Linked DNA regions of Mus musculus: regions 1 and 3 are each linked to region 2. Evidence: chromatin loops called from intact Hi-C (ENCODE). Cell type or tissue: gastrocnemius. All regions are shown on one strand. Links, peaks and the distances in the headings refer to the core of each region. The heading gives the core; the rest is flanking DNA. Region 1 overlaps Gnb1l (guanine nucleotide binding protein (G protein), beta polypeptide 1-like). Region 2 overlaps Gp1bb (glycoprotein Ib, beta polypeptide). Region 3 overlaps Gnb1l (guanine nucleotide binding protein (G protein), beta polypeptide 1-like).

The links. A loop is a pair of places that touch in the nucleus more often than their neighbours do. Peaks named below come from ENCODE experiments on the same cell type or tissue, not always from the same donor. Only the 100,000 strongest peaks of a DNase experiment are listed, where the experiment ranks them.
Region 1: it touches region 2 in a loop (2.1-fold over the local background); 2 of 42 quality-filtered maps call a loop at or near these places.
Region 3: a loop joins it to region 2, with 2.2 times the contacts of the local background. A loop is called at or near these places in 2 of 42 quality-filtered maps.

What each region holds. Positions count from the first base shown.
Region 1 is chr16:18,535,598-18,545,358 of GRCm38, forward strand. It overlaps Gnb1l (guanine nucleotide binding protein (G protein), beta polypeptide 1-like), which reads left to right. Exons shown (of 8, transcript NM_001081682.2): 3 at 4,838-4,978; 4 at 5,375-5,500; 5 at 8,514-8,676. The coding sequence starts at 4,854. Among named protein-coding and RNA genes, the nearest start is that of Gnb1l, 42 kb to the left of the region's middle. In gastrocnemius, for the core only: no CTCF peak of the experiment used is centred there; DNase peaks (open chromatin) are centred at 4,621 and 8,047.
Region 2 is chr16:18,611,894-18,621,613 of GRCm38, forward strand. It overlaps Gp1bb (glycoprotein Ib, beta polypeptide), which reads right to left. Exons shown (of 2, transcript NM_010327.2): 1 at 9,678-9,720; 2 at 8,426-9,439. The coding sequence starts at 9,687. The coding sequence ends at 8,829. Among named protein-coding and RNA genes, the nearest start is that of Gp1bb, 5.6 kb to the right of the region's middle. In gastrocnemius, for the core only: a CTCF peak has its summit at 5,968 (motif pointing left); DNase peaks (open chromatin) are centred at 5,937, 8,269 and 9,155; H3K4me3 peaks cover 1,343 bases.
Region 3 is chr16:18,519,431-18,529,191 of GRCm38, forward strand. All of the region lies in intron 2 of Gnb1l (guanine nucleotide binding protein (G protein), beta polypeptide 1-like), which reads left to right. Among named protein-coding and RNA genes, the nearest start is that of Gnb1l, 26 kb to the left of the region's middle. In gastrocnemius, for the core only: no CTCF peak of the experiment used is centred there; a DNase peak (open chromatin) is centred at 4,607.

The sequences.
Region 1 (9,761 bases), core at 771-8,770, 77 kb before region 2:
TGCTGCCTCCTACATGATGGGATCAAAGGCGTGTGCCATCATGCCTTGCCTAGCCCTCTCTGTTGATTGACTCAGTATCTAATTCAATATACAGTATCTGAGGTTTACATGTTGTATTGGGTTTTAATCTCCCTCTCTCTCCATCTCTCCCTCACCGCCCGCCCCCCGTATGTGTGTGTGTGTGTGTGTGTGTGTGTGTGTGTGTGTGTGTGTGTAGGAGAGGAGTGAGACAGGGTTTCTCTGTGTAGCCTTCACTGTCCTAGAACTCACTATGTAGACCAAGCTGTCCCTAACTCAGCGATCCTCCTGCTTCTGTCTCCCAAGAGCTTCCCAGCTGGTTTTGATATCTCTTCAGTCTACTTTAAGATAGAAGAGTTGCTGCCTTTTGCTTCTGTAGTTTCTCTTGACCTTGGCCATTTTCACAAGCCTAAGCTACACTGACTTGTACTGTGTCCTATGTCTGATGTGTCTGTTTCCTCATGGCCAGGTTCATGTTTGAACATTGTCAGCATGGGTTCATGCAATGGTGCCATGGTATCTTATCGCATATCATCAGGAGATAAGCTGTTGTTTAGCATTGGCGTTGCCAGCTTCTATCATTTGGAGAAGGTGATGACAGCTAGATGTCTCTATTGTAAAGGTACACTTACCTTTTGTGACTAGTAACCTTAAAAGAGTACCATAGAAACCTATTTCCTATCAACCTTTTACCAGATTGGATCTTTTTCAGATCTGATTTGGGATATATCCCTCCTATCCTAGTTTGTTTTCTATTGCTGTGATAAAACTCCGTGACCAAAAGCAACTAGGGAGGAAAGGGTTTATTTGGCTTACTTGCCCTGATCACAAAATGTCATTGAGGGAATTCAGGGCAGGGATGCAAGCAGAGGCAGGAACTTGGAGGCAGGACCTCGAGAGACCACGGAGGAACGCTGTTTACTAGCTTATAATTCCATGGCTTGCTCAGCTTGCTTTTTTATGCAACCCAGGACCATCTGCACAGGCGTGGTGCCACTACCAGTGGGCTGGGCCTTCCTACATCAATCACTAATCAAGAAAATGCCCTCCATGTACTTGCCTGCAGGCCAATCTGATGTAGGTATCTTCTCCATTGAGGCTCCCTCTTCCTGGATGATACTAATTTGTGTAAAGGTGACATAAAGCTAGCAGTGCAGTAGAGGAACCTCCCCTTGAGACTAATCCTGAGGTCTCTAGACAACGGCTGCTGTGGCTTGCCCAGGGGCACCGTTATTATCTACTGTGTGGGGGCCAAGGCCTTCGGCACTTTCAGGGCACTTTGCAGCATTTATAGGAAGGATCATCCATTTTCCAAATCACTGGGTTTTCTCTTCTGTAAGTTTCTTAAATAAACTGTCTCTCTCGGACATCATGAAGAACCAAAATGTACTCTGGATTTTTTTCTGATGGTTTGCCTTCCCACTTGTAAAGGAAGAGATTGGGTTCGAGCCACGTAGCACTGTGGCTGCACAGGGCAGAGCACAGGGGCTGCAGCCTCTACCAAGGGCAGCCAGTGGCCAGGGGCCAGGAGTGATAGGATAATACAATTATTCTCAATTAGATTAATAAAGAATAATTAGATGTCATAAATCAAGTAATCATAGGATATTGTCATAGGAAAAATATGTAGGTTGAATTAATTAGTTTTCAAATAAAGCGTTTATTTTAATTGCCTGAAATGATGGAGTCCTTAATTGTTGATGCATCATTTTGGCCTGAGCTTTTCAGCTGTTGTAACAGCGTGACGTGACGGGTTTGTTCCCTGCATTTCTCGGGAGACAATAGAGGAGACCTTGATTTCATCACCTCACAATGAGCCTTCTGCTATAAGGTTCTGGAAACTCCTACCATGCCGCAGGCAGGTGGCAAGTGTGGGCTGAGCTTCAGCTGGCACTGCCCAGGGTCATGGTGTGAGAACTCTTATGCACATATGTGCATGTGAACACAAGTGTGCACATGTGCTTTGGTGTGTACCTGAGGGTCTGTATGTCCCCGCATGTGGAATGCACATGAAGGGGGTGCATCTGTGTGGGTGGGTGTTTATGTTTGCATGTATAAGTGTGAGCATCTAGGTGTCCGTGTATATACACATGGCTACAGTATGTGTGGTATCTGGATTGCACCATGTGCCTACAAAGAGTCATGTCAGAGTTCATGGCCTGGACCCATGTGGCAGGATGCCCCTAGACTGGCTTTGGAGCTTTCCTGCTGGGTGAGAGATCAAGTTCTTGAGAGTGGTGAAGCTAGGGCCTGTAGACCTGTATCTGGCAAGAACACAGCTGAGCTTTGGAGGACCACCAGCTGCCCTCTGACCCTGTCCTTTGGATCACCTGTTTGAGGCAGTTCTTCCAGCATCTGTGATCTGGGGCATATGTCTGTGAACAACAGTGTGAGGTCCTATCTCTCCTCTAGCAGAAGGCACCATCACATTTTTTAAGAGTCAGTTACCTTTTAGCAATTTATGAGTTTTATTTAGCTAAAGCTCCTTCCCTGCCCACCTACCTCCCCCCAAAAAAACTCAAAATAGGGGATTTTGCAGTTTGTACATGCATTCCTTTAACTTTGTTTTTTTTTTTTTTTTTTTTTTTTTTAAGTCCCTGAGGGAGGTAGGGTTCAAGAGTAGAGTTAGCCCAGGAAGGGCTTGACCTGGTGGGACCTGCATCAGGTCAGTAGGACTAGATACGTGTCTCATCTCATGCCACTGGCATGGGTACAGAGCTCACTGGCCTGGCACAGCCCTGATCATACCCCCATCCTTCCGGTTTACCCTCCATAGGGCCTGGTGGCCTCCTGGGAGCCTGACTCTGGCTGTTGCGTGCCTTCTTCCACTGTGGTGTGGCTCATAGCCCGTACCGTCATTTCTCCTAACAAAGAAGAAAAGGTGAGGGCATAGGATTTGTGGAGGTACGGCACTGGAGGAAGCATGCTGGAAGATGTACCTGATGGGATTGCCTTGGGAGGCTTCGTCTCTCTGGCTTCTACACAGTTGGGTGTGGCCTCAGCCTGTAGTCTCTCTTCCCACATTCCACGCAGACTTAAAGCCAGTCTCCACTCTAGAAGAATCCTGCCTGGTAGCTCCTTTGCTCTGTTCTTTTCCTTGCCATGTTCTTTTGATGGCTGAACTGCCACCCAAGTTGGGCAGAGCTTCCTCTCCCTGCTGTGTGGGCTGCATATAAGTAGAGTAGGATTTGCCCTTGCCCCTTGGAAAAGCTCCGGAAACAAGCTGCTACAGGCCCCCTGCTGTCTCCCTCTGACCCTTTCCTGTTCCTTCATCCAGCTTGTGATTGTGGGACTACGGAAGTGTGAGAAGGGTGGTCTGCAGAGGCGGACTCTGGAAAGTTCTCTTTTGCAAGGTAGACCCTATCAGGTCTTAAATACAAGTCCTGTGATTTGAGGAGTGGTCTGTCTGTTGGGGCAGCAGCTCTATGGGTGTGGCCAAAAGACTTGGTCCTGCCCCTTCCATGTACCCTTCCAGGCTGTTCAGCCCCTTGGTGGCACATGTCTTGAGAACATTTCAAGCCCATTCCACGGAATCTAGTGCAGCTCATCCCAGAATCCTGCCTCAGTTTCTCAAAAAATAGAAGTATGCTATGCAGAGTGGTTATAATTAGAAGATGTGGTGGTTCAGGCCATGATCCAGTAGGGCTGTTTGTAGCATTCTCAGGACTCTATGCCACTCTCATTTGTAAGCACATGTCTGCTGAGCCACTGAGTGCAGGGCAGAGACAGCGCAGTCCAGACTCCTCACACTAGCCAAAAGGCAGGAGTGGGATTCGTCATCCAGGCACGCCATTCCTGTACAGAGGGGAGGGCTTCTGAGGGAGGCACGAGTAAAGCCTGCTTGCTTGGGAAAGGACTCGGCCCAGACCTTGTCAGATGAGTGCTGTGAGTATGCAGGGTCACCGTGGGAGGAGACAGTCTGGGTACCTGACTCATGGACTGTCACAGGGACAAGGACTCCTGAGAGAAAGAGATTGGGTCTAACTCTGACAAGTGTGACATAGAGTTCATAGCAAGGAGCAGGTAGGGGAAGTGCATGGGAAGTAGGAAGGAAGAGACAGCAGCTGCGAGGATTCAGGCTGAAGGTGGGCCAGGGTAAGCAAACGTCACGTGTGGTGGACAGTTAACACTGAGGGGCCCCATTGTTCAGAAAGCATGCAGATATGAGGGTGATATTAAACTGACTTAGAGTTTGTTTGTTGTTTTGTTTTGTTTTGTTTTTTTTGAGACAGGGTTTCTCTGTGTAGCCCTGGCTGTCCTGGAACTCACTCTGTAGACCTGACTTTTTATAATTGTAGTCACATGGGCCTACAAGAATGCTTAGGAGCTCGAATCAAGTTTGGCCAAACAAAGGCTCCTTTTCTGTTATGGTACTGGGAGTAGAACCCAGGGCCTTGAGCTTGCTAGACATATACTCTACCAGAGAGGCAGCAAGGGCTATACACAGTACCCAGGCTTACGTGCCAAGAGGGACAGGCTTGGGCCTTGGTGATAACAGAGCTGATGGATAGGACAGGGCTCCAGGGTGGGGAGAAGGTACCCATCGGGAACAGTGACAGGCTGGCGGTTGGCGTAAGCTGGGCTGCACCTGTGGCAGCCCTGTGGCCCACACCAAGGCCTGGCTCTTCTTTAGCCACAGAGCCTGCCCACACCATGGGGAGCAGAATCCCTTTCCAGAAGGGGCGAAAGTTAGGTTCTGAGCCAACAGCTTTTTAAATGTCCCTCTCTGGCTGCCTTCTATAGATAAACAAAGATCTCCAGCTGCTTTCTATAGGTGTGTAGAGCTCCCTGACTCTCACATGTCTTCCCTTGTACCCAGGACTGCATTTACCCACATGGCAGCCCTGTTCCCACCACCGCCTGGTCCCAGATTTGTCCTCCGAGGCACACAGTCGGCTGTGAACACGCTCCATTTCTGCCCACCATCCCAAGCTGCAGGGAACCCACTTCTCTTCTCAGGGTGAGTGACAGCTGTCCTGCCCCAAGCCCAGGGTGAGGTCCATCCTGGAGCTGCATGGAGCACGTTGCCGTCTCAGGTGCTGGTGGCAAGCACTGTTCAGGGAGTGTGCCTCGCTTTCAGAATCTGACCGATACACTGCACATTCTGAACTCCTTGCAGGGGCAGAGAGTCAGTCATGTCTCTGCCCCACAACACTGAGTTCTGACAAAGTACCCCATCCCCTGGCCCTTCTGGCCACCTTTGCTGCAAGGGAGGCTTGTCTGATCTTTGGTTCAGCGTCAGCCATCAGTTCCAGCTGAAGTATCTTCATCCACGGGCTGTGTGTGATGTTGGCCTGAAGTGAGTTCAAGACTGCTCCAGGCCCTGACCTGTCTATGTCCGACTCCTTTCCAACAGGTCTCAGAATGGCCTAGTACATATCTGGAGCCTACAAACAAGAAGAATAGTTACCACTCTAAATGGCCATGGGGGCCAGGGTGTAATCTGGCTGAAGACACTGCCACAGGGACACCAGCTCCTCAGGTGGGTTACAGCATCCCAAGGAAGGTCCCAGGGGATTTATGCCAGGAACTCTAACAGAGCAGGGTGGCAGAATGAGTGGGGTGGAGGTAGGGCGTGGATCTGGCCAACTTGGCTGCAGCTTGTGGACAGTGTGGGGCCAGCTCCAGCCTTTGGGAAGTAGATGACTCTGACTTCTGTCAGGTGAAATTACCCTCTTCCCTGGGGCCCTTTGGTGCTCTGAGACAGGTCTGGGAGGTGCCATGAGAGGTAGCTGCTACCAGCCCAGCAGGCAGCTAAGGGCAAGGCTCTGGGCCATGGCTTAGAAGTGGGCAGAGGTAACAACAGGGACAGGGACGGATAAAGCAGGGCCAAGCCGGCAGGCTTGAAAGGCATGAAGGTATGCCTGCCAAGCCGGCAGGCTTGAAAGGCATGAAGGTATGCCTTACATAAGCCCCTTATCTCCCAGCCAGGGTCCCCACTGAGGGTCAGAGCCTGTGGTGGGGGCTTTGGGTGTGGAATGCCAGGTGCATTTGCATGGCACCGGAGACCACAGCCCACCAAAGCTGCCTGGCCTCAGCTGTGTTTGGGTCCAGGTTTCTTCAAGAGGCCCTGGAAGGGGCTTGGGCTTTCATATCCAGCAAAGCTGGAGGACCCCCAGCACTGGTCACACCTGGGCCACAAGAGCTGCGCCAGCTAGTATTTCTTTACCTTTGTCATCGTGAAACGCATATTTACAGGCCAGTTCAGGAGTATGCCGGCCCTTGCAGCACCTGAGTAACCACTGCCCAGGCAAGGACGGCACTGTAGCTGTGACCTCCCCCTGTGGAGTCAGTGGCGGCCAGGACTTGCTATACTGTCTTGATGTGTTGTCTTAAAAAAGGAGAAGCATGATTTTTATGAGTTTTTCTAAACTTTAAGTTAGAAGAGAAAAAAAAAAAAACAAACTAAAAGACTACCAGGTATTTAATGCATACCTGTTCTATTGACAGATTGCACTTTTCTTATTATATTTCAGATAGTATTCTTCTATTCCAGATAATTTTTGCAACAGGGTGGTGTATATCACCCCTCTCTTAGGGGTGTCTTCATGGAGTTGCATTGGCCAGGCCTTCCCCCTTGTGGTCAGGCTCCTGGGTCGTAGAGAAGCCTATGCTAAGACATGGATGGGCGTCCTTACCTGTTTCCCGAGCTCACTGTTGCTTCATTTAAACCCACAGTTTCTCTGGATTGTGCTGCTGATATGGGATGCAGGCAAAGCCTGCCTTCTGTTCTCCCCCTGTAGATTTAACCCTGTTGGCATCAGCATCTAAGGCCACAGACAGGAAGAAAATGCTAGCAGCTGTGTGTGGGCTCTGAGATCAGTTTCCTGGTCCACGTTTCTCATGCTCTCAGTACTTCTCAAGTTCTCTGTAGGGTAGAATACCCCTAGTTTCAGGACAAGACCACACGGTCCTGGGCTCAGGGAGGAAGCCCAGTGTGGTGACTGCCAACCTTGTGGTGCTGAGGTGCATGAGTCCCCGGGGCTCCTTGGCAGGAGAGACTGGCTTTGGTCACACAGGTGGGTAGTGCCTGCTGGGGCCACTGTCAGCATCCTAGAGGTTGAAGTTCCCTAATCTAAAAATCTGAAAGCTTGTTTCTTGTTGGTTTTGTTCGCTCGTTTTTTGAGACGGGGTCTCACTATGTAGCTCTGGCCAACCTCAGTTCCTTATGTTATAGGCCAACCTGGATCTGAACTCACAGAGATGAGCCTATCTCTGCCTCCTGAGTGCTAGACCTAAAGGCATGTTCCACCGCTCCCTGTATAAAGATCTGAGAGCAACATCTCTTCAGAAACCTGGCTGTTGTGTTTAGAAAACCAATGAACCCGGTTGTCCATGGGTGAACCTACATTGCCCATACTGTCATTCACCTATGTTCAACTGTGTGTTCTATCTGCATGTGTCTTGCCACACGCATGTTGATGCTGACCTCTGAGCTCGGACCTGACCCACAGTGTTATATGCTCATCAGCTCTTTGATAAGGAACCTTATATCTACTACTGGCTCCCATATTTTCTCTGCCAGAGAGGGCAGAACTGATGCCTGCAAGGAGCCAGGCCTGCTCAGGGCCATGGCTTCTACAGTTGTGTGTGTCTTTACCCATGCTGTCTGTGTGCCTTGGGTCCACTTATGTTTGAGCTTCCTGGCCCAGTGCACTGCCATCCACACAATCACAGTGCCGTCCCTCATAGGCTCCTGGCTCTAGCTCAGCTGGCTAGGGCTGTTTTCATTGTGCACAGTGACAGTCAGACTGTCTGTGGGTTTGGCACAGCACTGTCGTGTGTCCATTTCCCCAAGGCCACATCAAACAGCCTGCCATCCCACAAAGCCCAGAGCTACCCACTGTGGTCAGTTCTCTCCTGGTTCTCTAGCCCTTCCTTTTCTAGAATGTCACAGGAGTGTAGTTACATGTTGCAGAACCTTCAGATCTGGCTTCTTTCACTTAACAAATCACAGCTCAGCGTCCTTCCAGCTGTTGCATGTGTCAGCAGTCGGCGCCGTCCCTTGCTGAGTGGCACTCTGGCACAGCATGCTTGGTAGTTCTTTTGTTGCAGAGCAGCTGGGTCGTCTCCAGCTCGGGTGATGAAGCATAGAGCTGCTGTCAACATGCTTGCATAGCATTAGAGTGAATGCAGCTCTCACATACACTTTGGTAGAGGCCTGAGTGAGACTTCTGAGTCCTTAAAGACAGTTGACAGAAAGGAAAGGGGTGCAGGGTATGCTTTAGTGGCACCAGAACGGCACAAGACTGGCCAAAGGTTCATGCCTCAGTGTCCACATCCTTAGTCTACTGAATGTCCTGGCCTCAGGGCCCTGGGTACCAACCCAGATGTGAACACTGAGGGGAAAGCCCTCCTCACTGAGGCCTTCAGCACGGATGGTGTGAGGCTTACCTAGCCGTCTTCAGGGAACATGGCTACCTTCACCATTGAGGGTCCAAGTCAGCACATATACGTTTACAGTGTCTCACGGACTCCTCCCCTTGCCTTGTCAGCCAGGGTCGAGACCTGCGGCTGTGCCTGTGGGACCTGGAGGAGGGCAGGAACACCATCATGGACTCAGTTCAGCTGGACAGTGTGGGCTTCTGCAGGGGCTCCATCCTGGTCAGGGGACAGCAGTGCTGGATGCTTGCTGTGCCAGGGAAGGGCAGCGACGAGGTAAGGACCAGCCAGCCCTTGGAGCCCCTTCCATACACTAATTGCACTGGCTTTGTCTTAACTGGACACACTTGTCCTCCTCTAGTAAGAAGGGCCTAGTACTGCCACAGGACCCTGCCAGCTGCAGGTCTGTGGCTTACCTGCTTCACTGCAGCTACAGCAGCCTCGGGCTGCTCATCTGTGATGTCGTACCCTTCCAGGGCAATGGTGAGAATCAGAAAGGGTTCAGGCAAACCTTGAGACTTAACATAACACTATTCCAGGAGGAGGGCCACTTAGGGCTGTGTCCAGGCCTGAGTGTTTGTGTGCACACATAGACAAGCATACATATCTGTTCACACATTCATGTACGTACACACACACACACACACACACACACACACAGAGGATTCTCCAGAAACTGGGGCCTTGGTGTACTGCCAACCTGTTGGAGGAGGCACCAGAGATATCAATATAGTGACACAGGAAAGAAAACTGAAGCAACAGGGGAGTTCGCAATGAGGGACAGAGCTATGATACAGTGAAAAATTCAGATTCTGGGAGCAGAATGAAGTTGGGGATGGCCACAAACTTGGGGAAGGGAGGTCTGAATTCAAAAGCCAGAAAGGGAGCGAGTCTGGAGGTACCAAGGAGCTCCTGGACATCCAGGCCACCTGTGAAACAAACTATTCTACAAACTCTGGTAAAAAGGAAGAACAGGAAAAAAGATATCTGAAAACCACAGCCTAGCAGCAATGAGGACAGAGTAATATGGAGTCCAGGAGATGGAGTCAGGCTGCAGCCCCAGGAGCCTCTGCTTTCTGTGAGAATAAACTAACCCTGTCTCGGGGCTTCTTTCTATAGAATCAGCCATCACCCTGTTGGCAGAGTACGGGCACAAGGCGTGGGCAGTGATGAGCAGCCAAAGGGCCGGGACTATGCTCTGATCCAAACACTAAGGGTGAGGATGCTTCCCTCCACACAAGTACAATCTAGGGTGGGTAGCGCAGCAGCCTGCAGATGCAGAAGTCAACGATACACAATCTGCACAGCCCACAAGCCATGACAGGAAGTCATGAGAAGCCCAGAAAGACCCCACTGTGGTA
Region 2 (9,720 bases), core at 1,721-9,720:
TCTGCCCCGCCGCCAAAATCACAAACACATTTTTTAGTGAAGGACCGGCTGCCACTGGCCTTCGGGCCCTGATGCCGCCCAGCTGTGGCCACTCTGGGCCGGGAGCCCAAGGGAGGAGTGCCCAGTCCTGGGACCTGCATCCCCAAGCTGTGCTCTGTACTTAGAGGGAAGGACAGAGGGACCCTAGGTGGGAGGTGGGGGTGCCTCCTCAGGAGGCTGGTGGCCCAGTGATCATCTCATGGGGGAGAGACCCAGAGACAGAATTAGAGGCAGTGGAGATGGAAACTATCACCTGTCTCTAGACACCCCTCTCTTGTCCCCCTGTGGCCCTCCCACAGACACGCTGTGTGTCCCACCACACCAACAGGACCCTGAGCTACCTCTCTGCTGGGCCTGGTTATGTGGCAGTGGGCCGCCCTTAACACCTCTTCTCATGCCCATAGGCAATGATAATGCTCTCTTTCCATCTGTCTGTCACCTCAGAGGGCCAGTCCTGCCCTGTGCTGACATCCTGTGCAGTTCAGCACCCTAAATCCCTGGGCAGGCCCCTGGGGCAAGGGGTACCAGGAGAAATGGCCTGTGACGGGGTGGGCGTCCCCAGGAAAGCAAACAGTGTCAGCAGCTAATGAGCGGGAACCAGGCCTGGGGCCGAGGGCCTGGGGAGGGGCCCTGGCCATCGCTCATCCTGACAGCAGGCGGTGCAGGGGGGGTGGGAGGGTTGAGCTAGGACCAGAGATGGGGAGCCTGAGAGCTGACAAAGGATCCCTTAGAGACCCAACCCTACTCACAGATGGATGGACACACAGGCAGACAGACAGTCAGAGGGGAAGCAGCCAGGCTCCTGCCCCCCAGCTGTGGCCCCTCAGGGCCTGGCTAGTTCCATCATCTCCCTGTCTCCTCCTTAAACCAAGCAGCCACCCTACCCCAGATCTGGCAAGACAAAGAGGGTGTCCAAACTCACGAACTTCACGTTAAGTTCTGAAGAGCAGGAATCCCAGTCTGCAGGCGCTACACCCCATGTCTGCGCCACCTTGAACCTGCTGCTGCTAGGCCTCAGTCTATCCATATTGCCACGGCAGAGCAGACATGCAAAAGGCCCTCTCTGTGCTATCTATACCAGCACCTCTCCTCTCTGTGCAATCTCAGCTGCTGTCACTGACCCTGACCCTATCCCCAGTTCTCACCCAAATGTCCCTGTTTCCAGCAGGCCCTGCAGTGGGCAGTGGGCAGACTCAAAGCCCAGGGAACACAGTCTGTCACATGTGCTGACACTGCTCCCTATTTCCTTCGTGAAAGACTGAGGAGAGATGGGAAGAGTGTATCTGCAGCAGACAAGGCTCCTACGTGGTGGGCTGCTTCAGCCTTTAGCTATCCCCAGGCAGAGCTGACCTGGCCTCTCATTGACTTTGAACACCCCAAGATTTCTGTTTCTGAGCTAGACCTGACCTTGTGTGAGTTCCAGGGCCTCTAGGCCCACTCTTAATAACACCCAAGAAAGCCCAATAGTATGGCCTGGAGGTGTGTCTGCCCTGGAGGTGTCCCAGCCTGGAGGTTCAGCCATAAATTCACACCACCAGCCGCTGAAGGGATAAATGTGTCATCAACTGTAGGATTTACGATCACACCCCTGGCCCACAAGGCAGAGAAAACAAGAGTATACATACACATGGTGTGCTGGATGGGGGCAAGCTGCTGCCTGAGGAGGGCACTGTGGCAAGGTAGGGCCTGCTGGATGTAGTGGAGATGGGTGTGTGTGCAGGGACACACACTCACCATGGTGTGGGGGTCCGAATGCATTCACCCACATCCTGACACGTAGTGAGTGTTGTGCTTACACATTTTAAAATAGTAGCTCAGCCAAGCATGTTTGGGGACATAGAGGCTCGTCATCCAGAACATGTTTGGCTAACTGCATGGCTTTGACCCACCCTCGGAGATGTGAACTTTCCCAGAAAAGCTAAAACAGGGAAGGCGATTCTCTAAAGCCTGTGTGTGCACATGTGTGTGTTTAGGATCCCTACCAACCAAGACAGGCCTCAAGGAGGGTGGTAGGAGATGAGAGGAGATACTGCACGGGAGACAAAGCAGAGATAAAAGAACACGGGTGTCAAGACCATGACAGGCAAGACAAGGGTAGGTGATACCTCAGACCTGCTGTTTGGGGATCTTCCTTGGGGCCTGACTAGCACTGGAGGTGAGGGAGGCAGGCAAGCCAGCCTTGTCAGTTGGTCACTGAGTAGACAATAACAAGAGATCAGAGCTGTCATTCGGCTTGGCCTCTTTGTGGGTAGCTTCCAGGATCACTTCATGCCAAGTCATGGAATACTCCTGGCTTGTAGTTTTGCTGTCACCAACGGATGTCTCTGTCCTTGTCATCTGCTGTACTGAGCCAAGTACAGATGCCCAGTTCTGAGGACTTGAGGAGGACTTCAAGGACCCTCTGGGAGGACCCCGGGAGGACTGGGGATGGATTCAGGGAGTGATCCTGAGACGTGGATGAGTAGCCCAAGGCTCTTTCTCTTCATAAGCATTGGTCTGCACTCCCGTAGGAACCAGGGGCTCATGTTTCTCATACTTTGGCCAGTTTTCCTGATTTTGCCCCAAGAGGCTTGGGAGTGGGATCTTTTGGAGTCATTCTGGTGGAAGTGTTGGCTAATGTCCAGGAGTAGGTACAGAATAATCCTGGCACCCCCCCCCCCCCGCAAATAAGGAGACAAGGGCTTTTGACTCCCAGACTGGAAACTCTGAAACAGGTACCTGCTGAAGATTGGTTTGCTCAGTAGGAATTTCTGAGACTAGACACAGAAACTAGGGGTCCCTAACCAGGGCTCCACAGAGCAGAGGCCCACAAAATAGGGACCCTTAATCAGAGAACTCAAGGCTATCTCAAAGGTCTTGCCTCACATCTTCCACAGGTGAAATCCATGGTTTCCTGTGTTCTCCCAGCCCACCACAGGGAGCTGGCCTGGGCTTTCCTCCCCCAGACCCCCAACCTGTACCCCTGAAGGAAGGTGACAGTCTACATGTGCAGGAACCCTCAGTGAGTGTAAGGCTCAATACAGTCAACAGCAGGCGAGCTGAGACAGGTGCCGTCAGTGCTCCGCCCCAGTCCTGCTCAGACAGAAGCCTCTTCACAGTCTTCTGTGAAGACTGGCAGGAATTCTTCTAGAGCATCTTTAAATAAACAAAGCACAGAGCAAAGCAAACTCCAGCCATCAAACCCCAACGCATCACAGTAGATTCCAACACCAGGCAGAGTTTGCCTTTGGCCTGCCTGCAGGCACCTTCTCAAAATAGAAGCTCCAAGCCCTTCACTGGGACACCGGTGCCTTGGACAGCTCTACTGGCCAGAGCTGCTTGGGGGTCCTGCCTCTATCTCACCAAATTTCCTCAGCTCCCACGTGGTTTTCCTTCAGGGAATGGCTTCTGAGGTTTACCCATACAAATCAGCTGCTGTGGGGAGTTATTTCTCTGATCCTGGGAGTCCTCTGGGCAAGCTAGCATGCTCAGCTTTTAGCCCTTCAAGCGTTCTGTTACCCACGTGGGGGCCTCAGTAACCTCAGGGAGCCCCGGGTCTGTGTGATACAGGAGGAGACAAAGCCACACCCTGAGTGGAGAGGGGACAGGTTGGCATCTGTGGAAGAATCCTTTGCACCCTTCTGCCATACATGGGTCAGCCGGGTCCAGAGCTCATGATGCATTTGGTATGCTTAGACACACACAGCTAGGTGAGCCCCCGGGATGACTGCGCTGAGAGCTACCCCAGCAAAAGTCAAAAGCAGGAGCTGGGATGAGGGATGGAGCACGGATCTTCACTGAGTTTAAGGCCAAAAAAAAAAAAAAAAAAAGCCAACAACAACAAAAACCCAAGCCCCAGCTCTAACTTCAAACCTCAACCTCCACTGCCCCTCTTCCGAGATGTGTCTAGTGATGGACCTGAGGGTTTGCTTTGAGGGTCAAGCCCCAGGCCATACAGTGTCTCTCAGGCACAGTCTTTTTTTTTTTTTTTTGGTTTTTCGAGACAGGGTTTCTCTGTATAGTCTTGGCTGTCCTGGGACTCACTTTGTAGACCAGGCTGGCCTCAAACTCAGAAATCCGCCTGTCTCTGCCTCCCAAGTGCTGGGATTAAAGGCGTGCGCCACCACCGCCCGGCTCAGGCACAGTCTTAAGGGTTCCTAGGATATTTTCAGGAGGAGCCCCTTGGGTACCCCCAGCCCCATTTCACAGACCAGTTACAGGAGAAATCTGTTTTGTTTTTAGTGCACAAGTGACCTTAACCCCACACTTGGGTCCTGAGGAGAGCTCTGTGTGGGTTGGGGAAATGGGCAGTGGAACTAGGAATATGCCCTGCAGGGAGGGCTCATAGCCTGGCCTTCGACTCTCATCAGGCTTCTCCTACTGCAACTGACTTCACCCCTGTCGTGTGCGTGTGCGTGTGCGTGTGCGTGCACGCGCGCTTGAGTGTCTCACACCTGGGGGCACCTTGGCTCATCTCTCAGCACTCTTTCTCCAGCCAGCCTTAGGCACTCTGGGTAGAGTAGGTTGACAGGAAGACAGAATGGAAGGAGGCACGGACAGCATTTTCTTGGACCCAGCAGAACCCTAGAGACAGCTTCACTGGGGAGTACCTGATGATCCTCACAGTTCTTGTGGGACCAGGGGCAGACCGGCCCCCAGGGGTTCTCCTAAGGAGAGCACATTAGGCCTTGTAACTTTTTCTTGTCTTTGAGAAAAGAAGTCAGAAAGCATGTGCAGCCATTATAGAGAGTACACGGTATGGAGGGCTCCAGGCCAGACAATACTGTCCAGAAAGGGTTGGGGGCTGGGAGGTCCCACAAGAGCTGTTTAAGAAGGGAGAGACACAGCCAAGGCCAGGCCTAGTCACTAGGATCAGTGACCCCCAAAGACCCTCACTCTACTGGGGACACTACTCCAAGTGCCCCCTGCTGATTTATGGCCCTCTCAGAGGAGCTGAAGTTTGCTGCAGGAGGCACTGCACACACCTCAAGTTGGGGTCAGTGTGGATGGTTCTCAGCTGGTTTCCAGATGGGCTTTATGGAAAGGGTACCAGGGGAACTCAGACACCCCAGCAAGGAACTGGCTGGTGTCAGAAAGCCTCTGGCTCTAGCCTGTCTCCTGTCTCTGTCACAGGCCTTGTCTCTGTGACACACAGCCCTCGCTGCCCTTCTTGCCCACCAGTTAGCCCTGGGTGGGTGGGAGTGGGAGCTGGTGATTTATCACTTGCCGCCTGTCTTCCATCGGAAACGCTGGGGGTTGGCGCAGACGCTGCAGTGAGCTATGGGCCACCCACCCCAATGTTGTTGCTCTGTCTGGGTAGCGGGTGCGGGCCTCCCCCTCCTAAGTGGCTAGTCTGCCCCCCCCCCGACTCCCCACCTTTCCCTGGGCGTCCTCTTTGTGATGGCCTCAAGCAGGTCAGCCCAGTTTCAAGGCTTCTCCAGGCTAGAGAAGACTCATGGAGAACCCCATTGCTTCCCTGGTCACCAGGGAAGCCTAGAGATGCTGGAGCCTCCTTTTCTGAGTCTTTGGGCTTTCCCCTCACAGAAATGGTGAGAGTCCAGCGCTGGTTGTCGTTAGCCCCACCCCCTCACAATGCACACAGCGGGGGTCAGTGAATGTTTACGGAGCAAACATGGGGTGGGGAGCGCACCTGGATTGGCCCACGTCTTTCCCGCCAGGCGGAAGAGGTCCTTATCTTTGCGGTTGACCGGTTGTCAGTGTGCCAAAAGGATAGGAAGAAGAGGGACTGCACTCATCTTCTTCGCGTCTGTCAGCGACCTCGCAGTGCCCTCCTCTCCATCCCCGGAGGGAATGACCTGCCAACCTCTCTCTGCAGTCTGGGCAGTCTGAATGGTCCCTGCTCTCTTTCTCTAGGGACTGCTGGGGCGTCCCTCGTTGCCTACTGCACGCCGAGCTCTGAGTCTTTTACGGATCGCTAGCGCCCTCTGGTGCCAGTCGGAGGTCATGGTGATTGAGGGGAAAGCAGGGCTAAACAACCGGCAGTTTAAAACAAGAGGGCCAAAGTCCCCATTTCCCGCAGCAGCACGTATCTATTTCACAATGAGATAGAAGCTCTCTGCGTGAGGTCACTACTCTGTCTATGCCAAGCCTGGTGATCTTGTGTAGCCTCACTGGAACTCCATCTATTCAACTCCTTGGCCATCTTTAGCTGGATGGCAGTACAGGCTGCACAGGTGGCTTGACCTCTCTAAATGTACCTCTGTGCCCTGTACTAGCCTAGCTGAGGCAGGAAATCTCTTAGTTTGAATGAGGTCTTGAATAAGGATGAAAGCCGCAGGAGCAAGGGCAGACCCGCTGTGGTGGGCATGGGTGTGATGGGTGTAGAGAGTAGGGCAGGTACACAAAAGCTAAGTCCTGGGGCTTCCCTTTAAAGCTGAAGTCTTGGGGCCCAGGGGATGGGTGGGCAGTGTGGTGTAGTCACCTCTGACTTCTGAGCTCTATCAGAAGGACTCAGAATCAACCAGCCCAGGCCATGTCTTTGTAGCTATATTAAATATGCCTCTGAGAGGGGCCCTGTGACTTACGCTCATCTGGAGGGAGGCCCAGACCACAGAGGGGATGAGTTGGTGGCTGGGGAGGAGACTCCAGGGCAGCTGTGTTGTCTCTGAAGTAGATGACAATGGTGGAGGCTGGGTTGAGGAGGAGGAGTGTGCATTCAGGAGCACTGAGCTGGGACCATCCACTTCCCCACATTTGTTGGAGGCTGAGACCCCAGGCTAAGCACGTGGAGGGTCAGCTTAGGGTCAGGAGTTAGAATTGGAGAAATTCCCAAACCACTAGCAGAGCCAGCCACTGAGGCCAGGCTGGAGTCTTGGCACTAGCCAGTCTGGCAAGAGGGGTCTCCTGGACAAACCAGCAAGCGAGAAGTCCACCCTTCTGTCTGAATACAGTGATGCCAGATGTGTTTCTTTGGTAGCAGAGCCGTTCCTCTTTAGGACAGGGACGGAAAGACAGTGGCCCCTGGTCCTTCAGGAATCCCAAACCCAGACCCTCAGCAAGACACTGGTCCTGGAGCCTTCAGGCCCTGTGAGCAGTGTGAACTGAGCCTGAGCTCTTTCCTACAGCTCCTGCTAGGCCCTGGCACTGTCCCCTAAAGGAGGAGCAGCGTGGGGACCCAGGGAGCCTGTCTCAGCTCTGCTCCATTATAGCCACAGAAAGGGGTGGGAGCTTGAAGAGTTTCTTGACACCTGCTTTGCTCCTCTGAAAAGCAGAGGGGATGCCCCTCCCCATACTGTGTTCAACTGACTTTAAGGTGTTATCTGTGTACCTCAACCAGGGCTTCTGGGGTGACAGGCCACCCCTGGGGAGGGTGAACAAAGAGGACCACTGTCCCTGTCCCTGATGCATTGATAAGGCCGGATGGACAAGTTCACAGTTCCCTGCAGCCCACAATGGGCCGGATGCCCTGCCCCTGCCCACAAAGGAGGGGGGTGGCTTATGCCTCAAGTCTGACTGGCAGCCTCTAGATAGCATCAGCCTACTGGAGGGTCATCTGTCTTGTCCCACAAAGGCCAAGACAAAGGCCGTGTCAGCTACAGCCTCCCGACCTGGTCAGTGGTGGTCAGAGGAGGCCTAGTGCTTTCCTGTGCCCAGACCCATGGTTCTTCATCAGGATCAGGATTGTCAGGAACAAAAGCATCCAGTATGTGTAGAGGCAATCAGGTGGGACTCACATCAAGCCTGGCACCCAGGCTGGTTCCAGTACTGGGGGATGTGCCATTCTGCTCCTTTGGGTTCCCAGGGAGGAAACTGTACCTAGTTTTCCAGCTCCAGAGTAGCTCGGAAGTGTTCTCTGTCCTGAGCTGTGAGGTAGGGGACTTGCTGGAGAACCTTGAACCAGACTAGAAATAGCATATATAATGACCTGGGCAGGTGTGGGGTAGTGTGGTGACTGTTCTGTTAGTCAGGGGGACTGTCAGGAGGGCTGAGACTGCTGGGGCTGTCAGTTGGTGAGATGGGATAGGAAGATCTGAGAACACTTGGAGGGGCCAGGGTTGTGGGAGGAGGCCTGATTCACTCCACAGCACATTTCAGAGACTCTGGTTAAACTCATACCTGCAGCCCCTTAGGTCATGTCTCTGTCACTTGGCCTTCCCTACCCTTCAGAGTTCATCGCCCATGGAGTCCCCACTGGGCCACAGGCTACAGTCACCTGGTTTTGAGTCATCCCAACTCCCATCTGTCTCTGGGCGCTCTAACAGCTGTCCACACAGCAGGGTCACCTCAACTCCTAAGTTGTCCTTGAGAGGTTCTCATGACCCTGGTTGTCCACACAAGCCAACCCTTTGAGGACCAAGCTGCCTGCCTGTGCTGTTTCAAGCTTCCTCAGTGCCAGAGGGATCTCTCTATTCACAGCATTCTCACTAAGAATGAACTCGGAGACAGCTGGGTACAGGGAGTTTTATCCATCGACTCCTGCTTGCCCTAGGCCAGTTTGGCAGCGTGTGAAGAAGTGATTATGTCCCTTTTAACAACATTCCCTCAGGCCCTTTCTAGAATTTGGCAAAGTCGGGTGGTACAGAAACCGCCAAATGAGGAGAACGGTTTATTCAGTGAGGAGTCTGGCAGGAGACTGGGCTGTTCCATCACTCTAGGCTCTGAAGACTCAAGGTTGCTTCACTCTGGTAGTACTGGAATCAGTTTGGCACCATGTTGATTCAGGCTTGCAGAGCTCGGGTCTGGGAGGTTGGGCAAGGGTAGAGGCCAAGGCGGATCCAGGTGAAGGTGAGGGTCCTCCTGCAGGGACCTGTAAAGTTTGCAGGTCCTTGTTGCTCAGTGCCTGTCCTTTCTTAGGATGCACCACCTCTGGCCGACTCGGCCACCAGCGGGGCTGTGAGAGAGAACTCTTGGATGGAGCGTGCGCGCGCACGCGCGCGCAGCCTCCGCAGGCGACCTAGTAGAAGTGCCAATAGCAGCGCGTGTAGCAGCCCGAGGACCAGCAGTGCTAGCTGGGCCACCAGTGCTCCCCAGCAGAGTAGACCGGGTGCGCACGCGGCCCGCAGCTCATCCTCCGCCACGTAGGGCAGCAAGCGGCCGCGCAGCGCTGGGGGCGCGACACAGCGCAGGTCGCGGTAGGGCGCGCGCTCCGGGCGGCCGGCCAGCCAGGCGCGCAGCGGCAATAGGCGGCAGTCGCAGCGCCAGGGGTTGGCGCCCAGGTGTGCTGCGCGCAGAGCAGGCAACGCGTCCAGAAGCCCGGGCGGCAGCGCCGTCAGGTTGTTGCCGGTCAGCACCAATTCGGTGGTGTCGGGAGGGAAGGCAGCCGGCAGCGACGCCCAGGTCAGCCCGCGGCGCCCACAGTCCACGAGCGTCCCTGCGCAGCTGCATGGCGCGGGGCAGCCAGAGGCTGGGCGGCTGAGCAGCGCTAGCAACAGAAGCAGCAGGCTCAGCGCCCCACGGGGCCCTGAAAGAGAAGCACTAGGATGAGGCGGGAGCATCCTTGGGACCGTCGGCGCTGCTCCCGCCAGCTCCTAGGACCAGCATCCCACGAGTCCGCAGGTCCCTCCACCCCGGCCACTCTGGGCGCTGGCTCGAGTTTCCATCCACCTCTGATCCAAGACTTTGCCTATTGATGCCCAAACTAGAACACCTCCTGACCGTGGCTCTTCCTAGAAAGCTGCAGACCCGACCCCAGAACTCACGGGAGCCCATGGCGAGAGGATGGTGGCCTACTTCGTTCTGGAG
Region 3 (9,761 bases), core at 1,172-9,171, 93 kb before region 2:
CACACAGAACGTTCCCCGCAGCCTCTGTAGAGTGCATTCTCTCCTCAGTGTATGCAACTCACCAGTGTAAGCCATGTAGCAGGCCACAAAACAATCTCAATGAATTTTTAGAAATCAAAATTATTTCTTTTCTGGTCACAAAACTAGAAACCAACAAGAGGAGCTGTGGAAATTATAGAAGTAAGTGAAAATTAGACAATATGGGTTCATGAAGAAATTAAAAGGGGAATATAGAAAATTTCTTGAGATATATGAAAATAGAAATATGGGGTCTGGAGAGATGGCTCAATGGTTAAGAGCACTGACTGCTCTCCCAGAGGTCCTGAGTTCAATTCCCAGTAACCACATGGTGGCTCACAACCATCTGTAATGGGGATCTGATGCCCTCTTCTGGTGTGTCTAAGACAGTACGGTGTATTCATATAAAATAAGTAAATAAATAAATATTTAGAAAAAAAAGAAAAAGAAAATATACTGCCAGGCAGTGATGGCTCACACCTTTAATTGCAGCACTTGAGAGGCAGAGACAGGCAGATATCTGTGAGTTCTCTGTGAGTTCGGGGTCTACAGAATGAGTTCCAGGACAGCCAGGGCAACACAGAAAAATCCTGTCTCAGAAAAAATAAAGAAACAAACAACAAAAAGAACAACAAAAAACCCCAAAAAACAGTATTCAAAAAAATATGTGGGGCACAGCAAAAGGAGTTTTAAGATGTTTGCCACCACAAATACCTACATCCACAAGGTGCAAAGGTTTCAAATAAGCATTGCATGACTGTGTGGCTTAGGAACTAGGAAAGTAGGAACTAACCAAGAGATGGCGGTTCAGCTGCTGACCCAAAAGCAAGCCCCAGAACCTGTTAGAAAACACAGTAACAAAACCAAGAACACAGATGCAGTGGTGAGTTTGTAATGTCAGCATGCCTATGGTGAGATGGGAGATGGAGACAGGAAACCTGCTTAGGAAAGTGAAGGGCGGCTCTCTGGTATTCATCAAAGCAACAGAAACAAGAGAGACCTTGTCTCAATGGGATAGAAGATGCAGGCAAATGCTGTCCCCTGCCCCTGACATGTGAACTGTGGCACACATGTGCATACATGTGTACACATACATCAATCAATCAATCAATCTATTTATCCTTAAAAGAACTAATCAGCCCGCTTGGAAACAGAAGCAGGTGGATCTCTACATTCGAGGTCAGCCTGATCTACATAGGAAGTTCCAGCCAGCCAGCGATTCATAATAAGGCCCTGTTTCACAACAATACAGAGAGAACTAATGAGTCCCACATTAGTGGGAGGGAAGAATAAAGGTCTGGTAGAGATAAATGAACTGAGAAAAACACAATGCAAAACATCACTGAAACAGAGCATGGTTTTACAGGGAAGTGTGATTAGTACTAAGAAAAAAGCCCAGAAAGATTCAATGAGAAAAAAAGAGACATTTTATTTTATTTTATTTTGTTTTTTTTCTTTTTTTTTTTTTTTTTTTTTTTTAAGATTTATTTATTTATTATATGTAAGTACACTGTAGCTGTCCTCAGACACTCCAGAAGAGGGCGTCAGATCTTGTTACAGATGGTTGTGAGCCACCATGTGGTTGCTGGGATTTGAACTCTGGACCTTCGGAAGAGCAGTCGGGTGCTCTTACCCACTGAGCCATCTCACCAGCCCTTTGTTTTTTTTCGAGACAGGGTTTCTCTCTGTATAGCCCTGGCTGTCCTGGAACTCACTCTGTAGACCAGGCTGGCCTCAAACTCAGAAATCTGCTTGCCTCTGCCTCCCGAGTGAGTGCTGGGATTAAAGGCATGTGTCACCACTGCCCAGCATCAGCTGAGTCTTAGTGGAAGTTGAAGCTGACAGTCTCTTCAGGAGATGGGTTGGGAGAATTGGACATCCCTATACAGAGACTAAAAAGAAGTACTGTGTCTCCTATCACGTATTAGTCAGTTTTGCTTTAACATAGTAAATACCCAAGGAAATTAATATATAAAAGAAAAGATGTGTCCTTCTTACTGGTTGGAACATCTTCTGGATATATGCCCAGGAGAGATATTGCTGGATCCTCCGGTAGTACTATGTCCAATTTTCTGAGGGACCGCCAGACTGATTTCCAGAGTGGTTGTACAAGCTTGCAATCCCACCAACAATGGAGGAGTGATCCTCTTTCTCCACATCCTTGCCAGCATCTGCTGTCACCTGAAATTTTGATCTGAGCCATTCTGACTGGTGTGAGGTGGAATCTCAGGGTTGTTTTGATTTGCATTTCCCTGATGATTAAGGATGCTGAACATTTTTTCAGGTGCTTCTCAGCCATTCGGTATTCCTCAGGTGAGAATTCTTTGTTTAGCTTTGAGCCCCATTTTTTAATGGAGTTATTTGATTTTCTGGAGTCCACCTTCTTGAGTTCTTTATATATATTGGATATTAGTCCCCTATCTAGGACACATGCTCCACTATGTTCATAGTAGCCTTATTTATAATAGCCAGAAGCTAGAAAGAACCCAGATGCCCCTCAACAGAGGAATGGATACAGAAAATGTGGTACATTTACATAATGGAGTACTACTCAGCTATTAAAAAGAATGAATTTATGAAATTCCTAGGCAAATGGATGGACCTGGAGGGCATCATCCTGAGTGAGGTAACCCAATCACAAAAGAACTCACACGATATGTACTCACTGATAAGTGGATATTAGCCCAGAAACTTAGAATACCCAAGATATAAGATACAATTTGTGAAACACATGAAACTCAAGAAGAATGACGACCAAAGTGTGGATACTTTGCCCCTTCTTAGAATTGGGAACAAAACACCCATGGAAGGAGTTACAGAGACAAAGTTTGGAGCTGAGACTAAAGGATGGACCATCTAGAGACTGCCATATCCGGGGATCCATCCCATAATCAGCCTCCAAACGCTGACACCATTGCATACATTAGCAAGATTTTGCTGAAAGGACCCTGATATAGCTGTCTCTTGTGAAACTATGCCGGGGCCTAGCAAACATAGAAGTGGATGCTCACAGTCAGCTATTGGATGGATCACAGGGCCCCCAATGGAGGAGCTAGAGAAAGTACCCAAGGAGCTAAAGGGATCTGCCACCCTATAGGTGGAACAACAATATGAACTAACCAGTACCCCCTGGAGCTCGTGTCTCTAGCTGCATATGTATCAGAAGATGGCCTACTCGGCCATCATTGGGAAGAGAGGCCCCTTGGTCTTGCAAACTTTATATGCCTAAGTACAGGGGATCGACAGGGCCAAGAAGTGGGAGTGGGTGGGTAGGGGAGTGGGGGGGGGGAGGGTATGGGGGACTTTTGGAATAGCACTGGAAATGTAAATGAAGAAAATACCTAATTAAATAAAAAAGAAAAGCTGTATTAGCTCACAAGTCTAGTCAGGCACCATTGCTTTGGGCTTCAGGATGGCAGTGATGAAGGATACCCAGCAAAGCACACTGGCTACCTCATGGACAAGAAACAGAACAGAAATGAAGAGGCTGGGGTCTGACTGTCCTGCTTAAGGGCGTGCACCACAATGATCTAAGGGTCTCCCACTAAGTGTCACCTCCTAAAGAGTCCTGTGCTATCCAGTAGCAGTGCCCTGAAGATCAAGCCCCTTAAGGCACGTGAACACGATAAATTTTTTTGAGTTTTGTTTTTGTTTGGTTGGTTTTTGGTTTTTTTCGAGACAGGGTTTCTCTGTGTAGCCCTGGCTGTCCTGGAACTCACTTTGTAGACCAGGCTGGCCTCAAACTCAGAAATCCGCCTGCCTCTGCTTCCCAAGTACTGGGATTAAAGGCGTGCGCCACCACCACCTGGCTTTTTGTTGGTTTTTAAAAAATTATTTGTCTGAAGACAGCTACAGTGTACTTACATATAATAAATAAATAAATATTTTTTAAAAAAAAAGGGCTGGTGAGATGGCTCAGTGGTTAAGAGCACCAACTGCTCTTCCAAAGGTTGTGAATTCAAATCCCAGCAACCACATGGTGGCTCATAACCATCTGTAATGAAATCTGATGCCCTCTTGTGGTGTGTCTGAAGACAGCTACAGTGTACTTACATATAAAAATAAATAAATATTTTTTAAAAAATTATTATTAAAATTATTATTTCATGTGTATGGGTGTTTTGCCTGTGTGCTTGCCTATGCACCACATTTGTGCAGTACCCTAGAAGGTGTATACATCTAGGGCATTGGATGCCCTGAAACTGGAGTTACAGATGTTTGTGGGCCTCTGTATGAATGCTGGGAACTGATTAGACATTAATAGCTCAGGAAGGGTGAGTATAGAGGTGGTATTCAGTGAATAACTTTGCAGCTGAGTATAGCACAGCAGGGTAGCTGGTTGACAATAGTGTATCTCAAAATAGCTAGTAGAAAGGACTTTGAATGTTGTCCAGTATGAAGAACTGATAACTGAGCTGACATCTGTGCTGATTACCCTAATTTGATAATGGCAGTGTGCGCGCATGGGTTGGAATGTCACACTCTACCCATAGATACACGCAGGTGCTGATTCCAAATCAAGGCGTATGTAAGCAAGTTGTGTGAGTGTGCTCCCGCTTGAAACTTGTTAAGCTTTGTTCTGGGAGTGAGGATGACGGCCATCTTGGCGATGGTCCACGTGCACTTGAGCTGTTGGATGGAGCTGGGCATGTGGGCCTTGTCAGATGGATGGAGAAGCTGACTCAGCTTTCCAATGTGCTTGCAATAGAATTTTTAATATTTTTATTACATTTATTTTGTTATGTACATATGTTACAGTGTGTGTGGTATGGATGTTAGAGGGCAATTTTGATGCTTAGCTCATCCTATCATGTGGGTTCAGGGGATCAAATGGAGGTGGTCTGTGTTGGTGGCAGCACCTTTACCAGATGCGCTGTGTCACTGGCTCCTAACTGGGCCTTTGGAGAAAAGTTTGGCAGAAGGATTATGAATTAGAGGCCAACCTGAGAGACATAACAAGATCCTGTATCAAGAAGGAAAAAATTAACATGCTAAGAATGTTTATGTTTATTATAATAGTTGATAAGACAAAGTTTATTATAATAATACATAATTGGCCTCATTTAAGTATTTTTTCACTTTTTTCTCCCTCGGGCTTTGTTTCTCTCTTCCTTTCCTACCTTCTGTTTGTTTGTTTATTATTTTTATAATGTGCATGGGTGTTTTGCTTCTTTGTATGTCTGTGCACCGTGTGGTGCCATCAGATGGCTGTGAGCTGCCATGTTGGAGCTGGGAATCAAACCTGGGTCTCTACAAGAGCAGCAAGTACTTGTCACTAGAGCCATCTGTCTAATACCATCTTTATTTTTTTTTTTAATTTTGATAGTCTCGAGTATTCTGATTTTTGTTTGTTTGTTTGTCTGTTGGTTTTTAAGTCTCTATGCATAGCTCTAGCTGTACTGAAACTCACTGTGTAGACCAGGCTGACCTCAAACTTGTAGAGAGCTACCATGCTTACCTAGGTATTCTAATTTTTTTGTTTGTTTGTTTTGGCTATGTGTTTCTGTTAACATACACATATTTAATCTTTTTATTAGGATAGTAAGTATACATAATAACAGACTTCATTATGTCCATAATGTGTTTTAAATAGATATCCTCCCTCTTGTGCCCCTCTACCCACTGGTCGCTTTCCTCTTTCTTTCCACCTAGCTCTCCTACTTTCATGTCTGTGTGTGTCTGCGTGTGTATGGCATGGATGAAAGGTTATTTACGGGATCTGGGCACCTTACTAGTGGCTATTCTACTGACCAGAAGCTCTCTTCCCTCCCCTCCGTGATTATAAATGGCTTCAACGAGAGGTAGAACCTCACGAGTTTCTTGTCTCCTTTGTGACAAGATGCTGATGGGCCCAGTCTTGTGCAGGTCTTGTGCACAACTGCTATGAGTTCCGGAGTGCCCTGGCTGTGTCATGCCCAGAAGATAGCACTCCACAATGGCATTTTACCTCATCCTTTGGCTCTTGTCCTGTCCTGCCCTCTTTGGTGAGTTCTTTGCACCTTGAGGGCCTGAGACACCCTGTTTAGGTCTGAACATTAAAGTCTCATTGCTTTGACCATTTATAATGAGCCTCTACAGTTACTGCTGACCCCTGCAAAAGGAACTTCTCGAACTAAAGCTCACAGCAGCACTACTCTATACATATTCCAAAGGCAATGTGATAGGCATATCATGTCCAGTTAGCAAAACAGTAAGCCTAGGGTTTCCCCGACCATGGGCTTTTAATCCGATAGACAGACAGTACGGGACATGAGTTTCCTCCTGTGGAGCATACCTCAGTTCTGTAGAGAGCAGTTGTTTACACAGTGTGCTGGATAGAGCACATATTATCTAGCAGGATTCACTATGAATAAGGCTGTGGATGTCAGTTCTTCCCTGGCAGCTTAGTAACGCTTTTCAGCACTGTGAGGGCTACTGTTGGGAGGAGCCCTCCATCTCAGTTCCAGTTTGATTTATGTCCTGGAACTAGGGCATGTGGTTTTTTCTGTAGTAGGGTCTGTCTAAGGGTTTCCATTAATGTGAAGAGATACCATTGTAACTTCAATTTTTTCAAATCCTACTTGCTTCTTAAATACTTTTGACCTCCCTTGTAGCCCACCACCCACCAGAAGTAGTGGAAAAGAAAGGTTACAGGCAAGTGGACCTGTTTAGAAAGGTTCTTTGGAGCAACTGCCGTCTGTGCAGTTCACAGGTTAGCAGCAGCAGCTCAATCCATTTGCAAACACTTCATGAATATACCAGCAATCCACTTCAGTAGTATCAGGATAGCAAACATGAATCAGCAGCAGTGGCCCAACCTAGCAGAAACAGCCAGGCCTCAGCCTCGGCTCAGTCAGCAGGAGGGACCAGGAGGGACGCCAGGAGAAATTCTCAGCTATGCCTCTCTGAGCAAAGCGAAGGTCATCGAAGATGAGAGACCTACAAGGGTTCACAGCTAACTCTGAAAGCAAGCCAAGCTCAGCCTCCGTCACTGTCCATCGAGTCTTTTTTATATTCTCTCCAAACATCACGTGTCCTCCACATGCTTTGCCTCAGCACGTGCATCTGTCTCAGCTGACATCACTGCCAAACAGCCCAAGTCCTCAGAAGTGGAAAGAAACTGTAGCCCGTCACCAGAAGTTGCTTGGTGCCTTTCTCTATGGAGTCCTGACAAATGCAGTTCAACTACGCAATGTAAGGCAGACCATTACATGTGTGTTGTTAGCAAAGCATCCTTCATTGTATGTCCTTTCACGTGCTTGCTTTAGCAGAACATCCTTTCTCCTGTGTCTGTTTCTGCGAAATCTTCCTTCACGAGTCTGCCTTAGCCTTTTACCTGTGTCCACAAAAGTTCCTTCATGTGTTTTCCCCAGTAAAACACCATCCAACACAAATGATTTTCCAAAGAACCCTTAACTTTCCACTTCATACCATGACAGTGGCAACTCTTAAAAGGAAAACATTTAATTGGAGCTGGCTTAAAGATTCAGAGGTTAGTCCATTATTGCCATGACAGCTTGTAGGCAGACATGGTGCTGGAGAAGGAGCTGAGAGCTCTACATCTTGATCTGCTGGAAGCAGGAGAGTGCGTTCCACACTGGGAATAGCTTGAGCATATCCTCCAGAGTGGCACACTTTCTCCAACAAGGCCACACCTACTCCAACAAGGTCACACCTCCTAATAGTGCTACTCCCTATGGACCAAGCATTGAAACATGAGTCTATGGGAACCATTCTTATTCAACCACTACAGGGTCTTACCATCTGTCATAGTTTGAATCAGAATGACTGCCAAAACTAGACATGGTGGCACATGCCTTTAATCACAGGACTCAGGAGGCAGAGACAAGTGGATCTCTGTGAGTTCAAGTCCAGCCTGGTCTACATCGAGAGTTCTAGGACAACCAGAGCTACACATAGAATTCCTGTCTTGCAAAACAAAACAACAAACATACAAAAAGAATGGCCATTAGAGGCTCATGTAATTGAATGCCTAGTCACTAGGGAGTGGAACTCTTTGAGAGGATTAGAAGGATTAGGAGGCTTTGTTGGAGGAAGTGTGTTACTGGGGGTGGGGGTGGGGGTGGGGTGGAGGTTTCTAAAGCCCAGGCTAACCCCAGTCTCAGTCTTTGTCTATGGATCAGGATATGTAATTTCTTGCTACTTCTCCTGCACCATGTCTGCCTGTGTGCCACCATACTCCTTGCCATGATGATAATGGATTAAACCTATGAAACTGTAAGCAAGCTCCTAATTAAATGATTTCTTTTATAAAAGTTGCCTTGGTCATGGTGCCTCTTCACAGTAGTAAAACAGTGGCTTAGACACCATATAGTTCTGGTAGGTAAGCAATCACAATGACAGCTGCCTGTATTGTTTTGAGGACCCAGAGGGCTTCCCTGGCCAACAACTTGTATGGAGATAGCTCACCCCTGGCATTTAATAACTTACGGCTTTTGGGAGCACCTTTATCTACCTGGGCAGAGTACTTTTTTCATCTCCACTTACTTATTTGTTTTGTGTGGAAGTTATAGCATGCTCATGCTCTCTGGTTCCTGGTTCTCCACCAAGTGGATCTCGGGAACTGAACTTCGATGTTACTTGGGCAGCAAGGGCCCAGGCTGGCCTTGGTCTACACAGAGATCCCTCTGCCTCTGCCCCTGCCCCTGCCCCTGCCCCTGCCCCTGCCCCTGCCCCTGCCCCTGCCCCTGCCCCTGCCCCTGCCCCTGCCCCTGCCCCTGCCCCTGCCCCTCGAGTGTTGGGATTAAAGTCTTTTGACACCAGACCCATCCTGAGCCATCTCTATATTTAAAATTTTGCTTTGTTAGCTATCGAGTCTCCTTATGGCTTTTTCATATATCCTTAGTATAGATGACCCTCCCCTTCTACTCCCTCTCCTCCTCATCTTCCTGCCCCTGTTCCCTCTTAAACCTTACTTCCCCCAAATGTATCCCTTCCACTTCCATAGCCACGTGAGTTTTACTCCCCTTCTCCCTTAAAGCCTTTCCCTCTCGGGACTTCTGTCTAGTGTCCTGATCTCTACATTTATTCACTCCCATAGAAATCCACATACATAAAAATTAGACGCTAGGGTCTCTAAAAGGGAGATACGTGTGCTGTTTGTCTTTCTGAGGTAGTTACCTCACTTAATATAACATTTTCTAACTCCATTTTCCTGAAATTTTCTCATTTTTCTTTACCAATAAATTTCCACATATTTATTAACCATCCATCAGTTGGTGAATGTCTAGGCTGATTTCATTTCCTATCTTTGTTACTAGAGCAGCACTAGACATGGACCAGGAAGCATCTTTGCGATCGGATACAGACCCCACATTTTAGTTTGGTTTCTCTTCAGTTTTTCTATGACTCACACTCTCATGAAACTCAGGCCAAGTTGTCATGGGACTGTAGGCTGAACCTTTACCAACTGAGTCCTGGGAAACTATGAAAAAGGCTTTAATCTGGTCCACACAGCGTTCAGTGAACTGAAACCCACACGGCAGGGAGGGCTCACTCACTGGAATGCTTGGACAACGCAATGCAGACTTTATGTGGTTTTTGTTGTTTTGTTTGTGTGTAGTTACTTTTGTATTTTGCTTAAGGTTTTTTGTTTTTGTAAGAGAAAAAGAATATCCTTATCATTGGTAACCATTACTGTGGGGTTGGTAATATTTGAATAGGTCAATGCTCTCTTGGTTTTTCATTTTTCTTTTGCTTTCTGCTTTTGGATTTGCAAATCTGGACTTATTAATATTTTTTAA